Linked DNA regions of Homo sapiens: region 1 is linked to region 2. Evidence: chromatin contacts called from ENCODE Hi-C data. All regions are on one chromosome and are shown on one strand. The core of a region is the stretch at or near the end of the contact, and the rest is flanking DNA. Distances in the headings are between cores, read along the strand shown.

Evidence for each region. A loop is a pair of places that touch in the nucleus more often than their neighbours do. Pooled maps may share reads with other maps.
Region 1: a loop to region 2 is called in a map of B cell, with 15 times the contacts of the local background. The contact joins two enhancer-like sites. A Hi-C loop is called at or near these places in 1 of 168 maps with a recorded cell type or tissue (B cell), 3 of 37 single-sample maps with no recorded cell type and 2 of 50 pooled maps.

The regions. Positions count from the first base shown.
Region 1 is chr21:45,101,760-45,105,673 of GRCh38, forward strand. All of the region lies in intron 1 of ADARB1 (adenosine deaminase RNA specific B1), which reads left to right. Among named protein-coding and RNA genes, the nearest start is that of ADARB1, 29 kb to the left of the region's middle. Within about 2 kb of position 2,377, at least 7 of the 41 ENCODE cell types and tissues checked have a DNase peak (open chromatin) inside an H3K27ac peak, as active enhancers do.
Region 2 is chr21:43,724,127-43,728,003 of GRCh38, forward strand. The region is part of intron 1 of PDXK (pyridoxal kinase); the gene reads left to right. Among named protein-coding and RNA genes, the nearest start is that of PDXK, 6.9 kb to the left of the region's middle. RefSeq lists enhancers at 805-964, 2,548-3,389. Within about 2 kb of position 1,850, at least 25 of the 41 ENCODE cell types and tissues checked have a DNase peak (open chromatin) inside an H3K27ac peak, as active enhancers do.

The sequences.
Region 1 (3,914 bases), core at 1,127-3,626, 1.4 Mb after region 2:
TTAGCACACCAGTCTTGCTGACTATTACGTGGGAGATGAGTGCTGCTTAAAATTGTGTAAGGGGTCAGTAGTTACAGTGGTGGACATACTTTTGCCAGACATGGTTTATTTTAAAGTGAACATATTTTGTGCTTATTTATTTATTTGGGACAGGGTCTCACTCTGTTACTCAGGCTGGAGTGCAGTGGTAATCATGGTTCACTGCAGCCTCAACTTCCAGGCTCAAGTGATCCTCCCACCTCAGCCTCCTGAGTAGCTGGGACTGTGGGGCTACAGGCGCACTACCACACCCAGCTAACTTTTTTTATTTTTTGTAGAGACGGAGTCTTGCTGTGTTGCCCAGGCTAGACTTGAACTCCTGGCGTCAAGCGATCCTCCCTCTTCGGCCTCCCAAGTTGCTGGGATTACAGATGTGAGCCACCATGCCTGGCCAATGTGCTTATTTTAATTCTAAATCAGAATTTCTATAATTATCTTCCTTACCTTGGTGTCTGTCTGTTATCAGCACAAGGGTTTAAAATAATTTTTGATTTCTTGGAAGTAATTACGCAGGCAGTTCAATGGGAGAAGGCACTTTCCTCAGCACATTTGGGGTGCTGTTGTCAGAAAGAAGGGGATGGATTCAAGTCAGCAAAACCAGCTGTAACCACAACTATATTTTTTAAACATGTAGCTGCATGTTCCATAAAACAGCATATAAAAAATAGAGTGAGCATTCTTTATTGGAGAAATAGCTGATTCTAGGACTGGGCAGGAAATAACACAAGTGCCAGGAATGCCAAGGAAATGGCAAGGAAATGCCGAGAAACAAACATAACCACACCCACATCAATGGGTGGTGTCAAAGGGACCCAGGAGCCAACTGAAAGAGCTCCCAGTGGCCAAAGCTGGAACAGTTTCTACAACAAAACAAAGTAGTATTGGATTATAGCCCAGAGATAAATAAATATCCATGAGTCCAGACTGACATAAATAAATGACTGATAAATGAGGAGAAAAGACAAAGCTCCTTTTCCAGCACAATTCCAGATCATCTCTGCATCTGCTGTATCTGCTGTGTCTTCCAGGAGGTGGAGCACAACCCTTACCCCAAGGCAAGGGCTGTGCAGAGCAACTTCCTTCCAGAGAGGACAGCATGGAAGTGGGGCGGGGGGCTCAACCCAGCAGGGGCCAGGTCAGCCTCACAGTGGTCAGTCACGGTGACAGGGTGTGCCTGATACAGTGGAGTGACAGTGGGCCTTCACCTCTGGGGGCTTCATCCCCAAACTCAGTCCCTTCCTGTACCATGAGAAAAACATCAGACAGATCCCAGCTGAGGGACAGCTTCCTCAACAGTCAAAAACCAAGAAGAGTCTGAGAAACTCACAGCCAAGAGGGGCCTAGGGAGCCATGACATCTCAATGTCACGTGGGATCCTGGACGACTGAATCTGACGAAAGTGTGGATTTCAGTTAATAACAATGTGTTAATTAATACTGGTCCGTTAAACCAGCAGTCCTCAACCTTTTTGGCACCAGGGACTGGTGACAATTTTTCCATGGGCCGAGGTGGGGGCTGGGAGAATGGTTTGGGGATGATTCCAGCGCGTTACATTTATTGTGCATTTTCTTTCCATGATTACATTGTAATATATAATGAAATAATCATACAACTCAGCATCATGTAGAATCAGTGGGAGCCCTGAGCTTGTTTTCCTGCAACTAGATGGTCCCATCGGGGGTAAGGGGAGACAGTGGCAGATCATCAGACATTGGATTCTTATAAGGAATGTGCAACCTAGACCCCTCACATGCGCAGTTCACAATAGGGTTCCAGTCCTGTGAGAATCTAATGCTGCCACTGATCTGACAGAATCAGTGCAAGAACTGATTCTCTGAAGCCCAGTTCCTAACAGGTCATGGACTGTTACTTGTCCATGGCCCAGGGGTTGGGACTCCTGTATTAAACCATGCTCATGTAAGATCTTAATAATAGAAAATGGGTGTGGGGTCTGTGGGGCCTTTCTGTCACATCTGCTCAATTTTTCTTCAAATCTAAAATTGTTCTAAAAATAACGTTTACTTTAAAAATAAGTGTTTTTTCAAAAACACTTTTTTGTGTCCTTATCTTCTGCTCCAAATAAATAATTATCCTGACTTTTGTGTAAGTGGTTCCACTAGTTTTCTTTGATTTCTTAACTCTGTCTGTTACCCTTACACAGTATATCCTTTGGTTTTGAAAACCGAGTAGTCAGGGCACACTTATCGAACCAGGCCCCAGGGGTCAGTGACGGTTGATCTCCAAGGGGTTCACTTTTGGGGAGGGGGGTCCCTCCTGGAGCAGTGCGTTCAGCTAGCTCGTATACTTTTTCACAAGTGTGTTCTGTTCCCTTCAGCGGGGTAGGCCTGCTACCCTCTCCTTCCACTTGGGCTTCCCCTTTCTTGTCTGTCTCCTTGTGCCTGGCAGCCTTGGGTATCTGTGATATGGCTGTGGTTAGTTTTGGTGCAGTGGGATATATTTATGTGCTGCAGTCACTTCTGTGAAGAGTTAGGTGCTGTCCGGGTGCTGTCAGCTTGGATTCCGGAGTTGTCCTGTGCAGTGGAGGCTGTAAAGGAGCATTGTCAGGGAAGAGAGGCTGTTGCTACTGTACCCATTTGACTGGGGACTCCTGGGATAGAGTGAGTTCCAAGAAAGAGCAGGGAAGAATTGGGTCAGTGGAGACACAGTGGGGGTCAGGGCATGGACAGGCCGTGCTGCAGCTTGGAGATACAAAGAATGAGGGACGAACCCAGAACTGGAGGTGTTTCTCAAGAACAGAATCTTCAAAGGTTGAGATGAAACTCCCATCATACTTACTAGCAATAACCTCTAGCAAAGTTGAGGTGGTCTGTTTTGGCTAAATAAAATGGACATAGCATTGCTGGGCCCCTGTGAAGGGCTGGAAGCAGGGAAATGTCAGCAGTGGCAAGCGTGCCCTCTGGGGAGTAGGGAATTTCCCTGGCGCTGGCAGGCAGCCCATGCTGCCGTAGATGTTTCCTGCTGTCCTGGGTGGCCTCACACAGAGCAGCTCCACACCTGCTCTTTGAAGTTTTCTTGGGGTGCCTGCTGGCTACAAGGGGTCTAGATGTTTATGACACTGATATAAAGTCTCTGTGCTTCCCTTGGGGAAATGCTCCCAAGTATGAAGCACCCAGGTTCTGAGAACAGAGTTGGATAAAAAGGTTGAGTTGGAGAAACTTACCTAACAGGGTTAAAGTGGAGACAAGGATGGCATGTGAAGCTTTGGCTTTACTTCCCAGGTGATTTTTCTGTTACGCTTAGCATGCATCGTTGCTGCTTCGTTGTTTTGTTTTGTTTTGTTTTGTTTTGTTTTGTTTTTTTAGATGGAGTCTGGCACTGTCACCCAGGCTGGAGAGCAGTGGCATGATCTTGGCTCACCAAAACCTCTACCTCCTGGGGTCAAGCAATTCTCCTGCCTCAGCCTCCCAAGTAGCTGGGATTACAGGTGCCCGCCACCACACCTGGCTAATTTTTGTATTTTTAGTAGAGATGAGGTTTCACCATGTTGGCTAGGCTGGTCTTGAACTCCAGACCCTCAGATGATCTGCCTGCCTTGGCCTCTTAAAGTGCTGGGATTATAGGCATGAGCCACTGCACCCGGCCTGCTTCTTTGTATTTTAATATTTGTGTATTTTATGATTTTCTAGAGAAGCATTGGTTTCATTTTGGCCTAAGTATGATACAAGAGGTGGAAGGCTGGTTTCTCTGTTTCCTTCAGCTGCTCCTGACTGGTCCTCATCTGTTCCTTCTCAGATCACAGTTAACTGAATATATTTTAAAAGAGAAAACTCGTAAGTGCCCTAAGGAAATAAGGAATTATTTTGAACACTAAAGCTAAAAGCATTCTAACATTGTGTTGCTTTTATGTTCTTTAC
Region 2 (3,877 bases), core at 600-3,099:
TTCTCGTGGTCCGTCGGTGCGGAGCAGACCTGAGACACCTGAGGGGGCTTGGCGGAGGTTGTATTTCTCTGTCTAGGGGCCTCAATGCCATGCCCGTTAGGCAGGTGGACTGTGGCTCAAGCGCCCCACAGGAAGAGGCAGGGGGCTCCCTGCCCTGGAACCCTGGATGTCAGCACCTGACTCCTACCTGCTGTGACATTGGCAAAAGTAGCTGTGGCAGAGGCCGAGGGTCCCACCTGCTTACTGGGCCCCGCTTCTCCGGACAGGAGCAGAAGCTGCAGAGCTTTGGGACCTCAGCACTTGAGCAGCATGTGGACGCGAGCAGCGAGTAACCCCGGGCTCCCAGAGACGCGTGACGGGGTCCCCAGGGGGTTGCTTGAGGGCCCTCAAGTCAGGAGCTGATTTCTATCCTCAAATATTTAAGCATCCCCAAGCCCAGGTGCGGTGGCTCACACCTATAATCCCAGTACTTTAGGAGGCCGAGATGGGGGGATCACTTGAGCCTGGGAGTTTGAGACCACCGTGGGCAACATAGCAAGACTCCAGCTCTACAAGAAAAAAAAAAAAAAGCTGGCTATGTGACTCACATCTGTAGTCCCACCTACTTGGGAAGGTGAAGTGGGAGGATCACCTGATCCCAGGAGGTGGAGGATGCAGTGACCTGTGATGGTGCCACTGCACTCCAGCCTGGGTGACAGAGTGAGACCCTGTCTCAAAAAAAAAAAAAAGTAAAAAATAAACATGTATGGAAGTACAATGTATTTTTAACCAGAAAGTTGACAGAGAATACCGATGCACTAGGTAGACCCTGTTTTTAAAAAAAAAAAATCCCCTGCTCTGCAAAGTGGCCTCTTCTTCAGAGATGTGGCATCACTGGAGGGTTCTCTTGGGGAAATGGTTAAAACACCTGGTGTTGGCTGGGTGCAGTGGCTCACGCCTGTAATCCCAGCACTTTGGGAGGCTGAGGCAGGCGGATCACAAGATCAGGAGATCGAGACCAGTCTGGCTAACACGGTAAAACCCCGTCTCTACTAAAATTACAAAAAATTAGCCAGGCGTGGTGGTGGGCGACTGTAGTCTCAGCTGCTTGGGAGGCTGAGGCAGGAGAATGGTGTGAACCCAGGAGGCGGAGCTTGCAGTGAGCCGAGATCGCGCCACTGCACTCCAGCACGGGCGACAGAGCAAGACTCTCGTCTCAAAACAAAACAAAACACCTGGTGTTTTGAAAAATCTTTACATTTTTTCTTAGAATTCCTAGGATAGAAAGAGTCTTCTTTGCCTTCAGAACTGCACTATAAGATCCTGGAAGAATACCACCCTGCCTTTTAAAAGACATCATTTTTGCCTTAACATTTTTCAAGGTGACATGCATTTGCAAACAGTACAAAAAAGCCAGCGCTGGGCCAGGCACGGTGGCTCACGCCTATAATCCCAGCACTTTGGGAGGCTGAGGTGGGTGGATCACCTGAGGTCAGGAGTTCGAGACCAGCCTGGCCAACATGGTGAAGCTCCATCTCTACTAAAAATACAAAAAATTAGCCGGGCGTGGTGGCACACTACTGTAATCCCAGCTACTCAGGAGGGTGAGGAAGGAGATTGCTTAAACCCAGGAAGTGGAGGTTGCAGTGAGCCAAGATTGCACCACTGCACTCCAGCCCCTGCAACAGAGCAAGACTCAGGCTCAAAACAAAAAAAAAAGAAAAGGAAAGGAAAAAGAGCCAGTGGTGAAAAGTGTGCCTCCTTCCTTCCTCCGGTGGCCCGCACTAACTTCCTTAGAGGTGATGCTGATGCTGTATGTTGGAGACGCTTCTGAGTGTCCTCGGAACGTTCCCACGTGCTCTCCAGGCCATGCTGGGCAGCTGGCTTTCCTCCCGTCTAGCTGGGATTCTCTCTCTCTCTCTCTCTCTCTCTCTGGCCTCTGCCAGTCCCTGGGTCTGAGCCAGAATGTGTCCCAATCCAGGAAACAGGTGTTGTTTCTGGTATTTCTTCTTTTTCTTTCATCTTTCTCCAAGAAGGAAGAAAATTGGCTAGTTTTTTGCTTTTCTGACTCCCTTAGTTTGGGACTGAGGTTTCTGTTATTCTTGTTTGGCTGTCATGGAGAAAAACAAGAACTTATCGGTCCCGTTTTCCATTTTTTCTTTTTCTTTTTTTTTTTTTTTTTTTTGAGACGGAGTCTCACTCTGTCACCCAGGCTGGAGTGCAGTGGCGTGATCTTGGCTCACTGCAGCCTCCTCCTCCTCCCAGGTTCACGCCATTCTCCTGCCTCAGCCTCCCAGGTAGCTGGGACTACAGGCGCCCGCCACCACACCAGGCAAATTTTTCTGTATTTTTAGTAGAGACAGGGTTTCACCATGTTAGCCAGGATGGTCTCGATATCCTGACCTCGGGATCTGCCCGCCTCGGCCTTCCAAAGTGCTGGGATTACGGCTGAGCCACCGCGCCCGGCCAATTTTTGTATTTTGGTAGAGACGGGGTTTCACCATGTTGGCCAGGCTGGTCTTGAACTCCTGACCTCAGGCAATCCACCCACCTCAGCCTCCCAAAGTGTTGGGATTACAGGCATGAGCCACTGCACCCAGCCTATTGGTCCCATTTTCTGATCTATTTTTCCCTCTTGCCTCTGGCTCTAGCCCACATCGGTGCATGTGTGTGTGTGTATGTGGGTGTGCATGTGTGTACGTGGTGTGTTTGTGTACACTGTGTGTGTATGTGGGTGTGCATGTGTGTACATGGTGTGTGTGTATGTGGGTGTGCTTGTGTGTACATGGCATGCATGTGTGCATGTGGGATGCATGTGTATGGGGCATGTGTGCATGGCGTGTGTGCACATGTCTGGGCATGCATGCGTGTGTCATGGGCATGCATGTGTGTGTATGCGGTGTGTTGCTCTGCAGGCCCCAGTGTTGGCCGGCCCCCCCGTCTTTCCTGTAAGTGACTTCCTTCCTAGGAGGCTTGGTGTGACTGGCATTCCCTGGAAAGGGAGGGGCGGATCCGCAGAACGGGCAGCTTCGGGGACACAGGGGCTGCTGATTGGCATTGTGGCTTGTTGGCCTTGGTGTCTGCGGGTGCACACCCACACAGAGCTTTTGAAATGGAATCCTGCGTGCCCAGTTCACAGAGTGAGTGACGCTGAGGAATAAGAACAGAGGGAACTTCTCAAGGAGAAAGGAAGAAAGGAGTTGTCAAAGATGGGCTGAGCAAAAAACCGTGCAATCAGCCGAGGAGGGGCCGGCAGCGCCTCCCTTCCTGCCCACAGAGCAGCCGCCTTGTGCCCATCTATTCCCCGGCTCTGCATGGGGCCTCTGTTTTAAAGGGTTCTGTGGCCAAGACAAGCCTGCCAGCCCCTGTCCCTGTCCTTGGCCACTCCTCCGGCAGCTTTCCCCATTCCTGAAGCAGGTGGCTAGCCTGCTTAGCCTCTTGTCCCATCTCCTTACCTGTGACAGTCACCAAGCCTCTGGGAATGTGGTCACCCTAGGACAGCTAAACGAGGAAGCTGTGCAGTGCACACAGGTTTGGCTGACCCCAAGGGCCAGTTGCTGTGCATGGGAGCGAGTTCCAAGGGGTGGGAGGGAGCCAGCACTAGGTGGAGCTCTGCCAGCCGGGGCACAGGGAGGAACAGCATCCAGGAGGAGGGTGCAGCGGGTGTGAGGCCCTGTGGAGCAGACTCTGGAGCTAGAATAAGGTGGCATTTTTGCTGCACGCTGTGGGGGTGGACGGGGCCCGAGGTCACACCAGGGAGCCCATATTGGGTCAGGAATGCTGCTTTGGCAATCCCTGGACTCAGCCCCCAGCTGTCTGGCCATCTGGGCACTTCTGAGCCAGCCATGACCTCTGCCTTCCCTTAGCACTTTGCAGTGAGCCCAGCACCTGGCAGCCC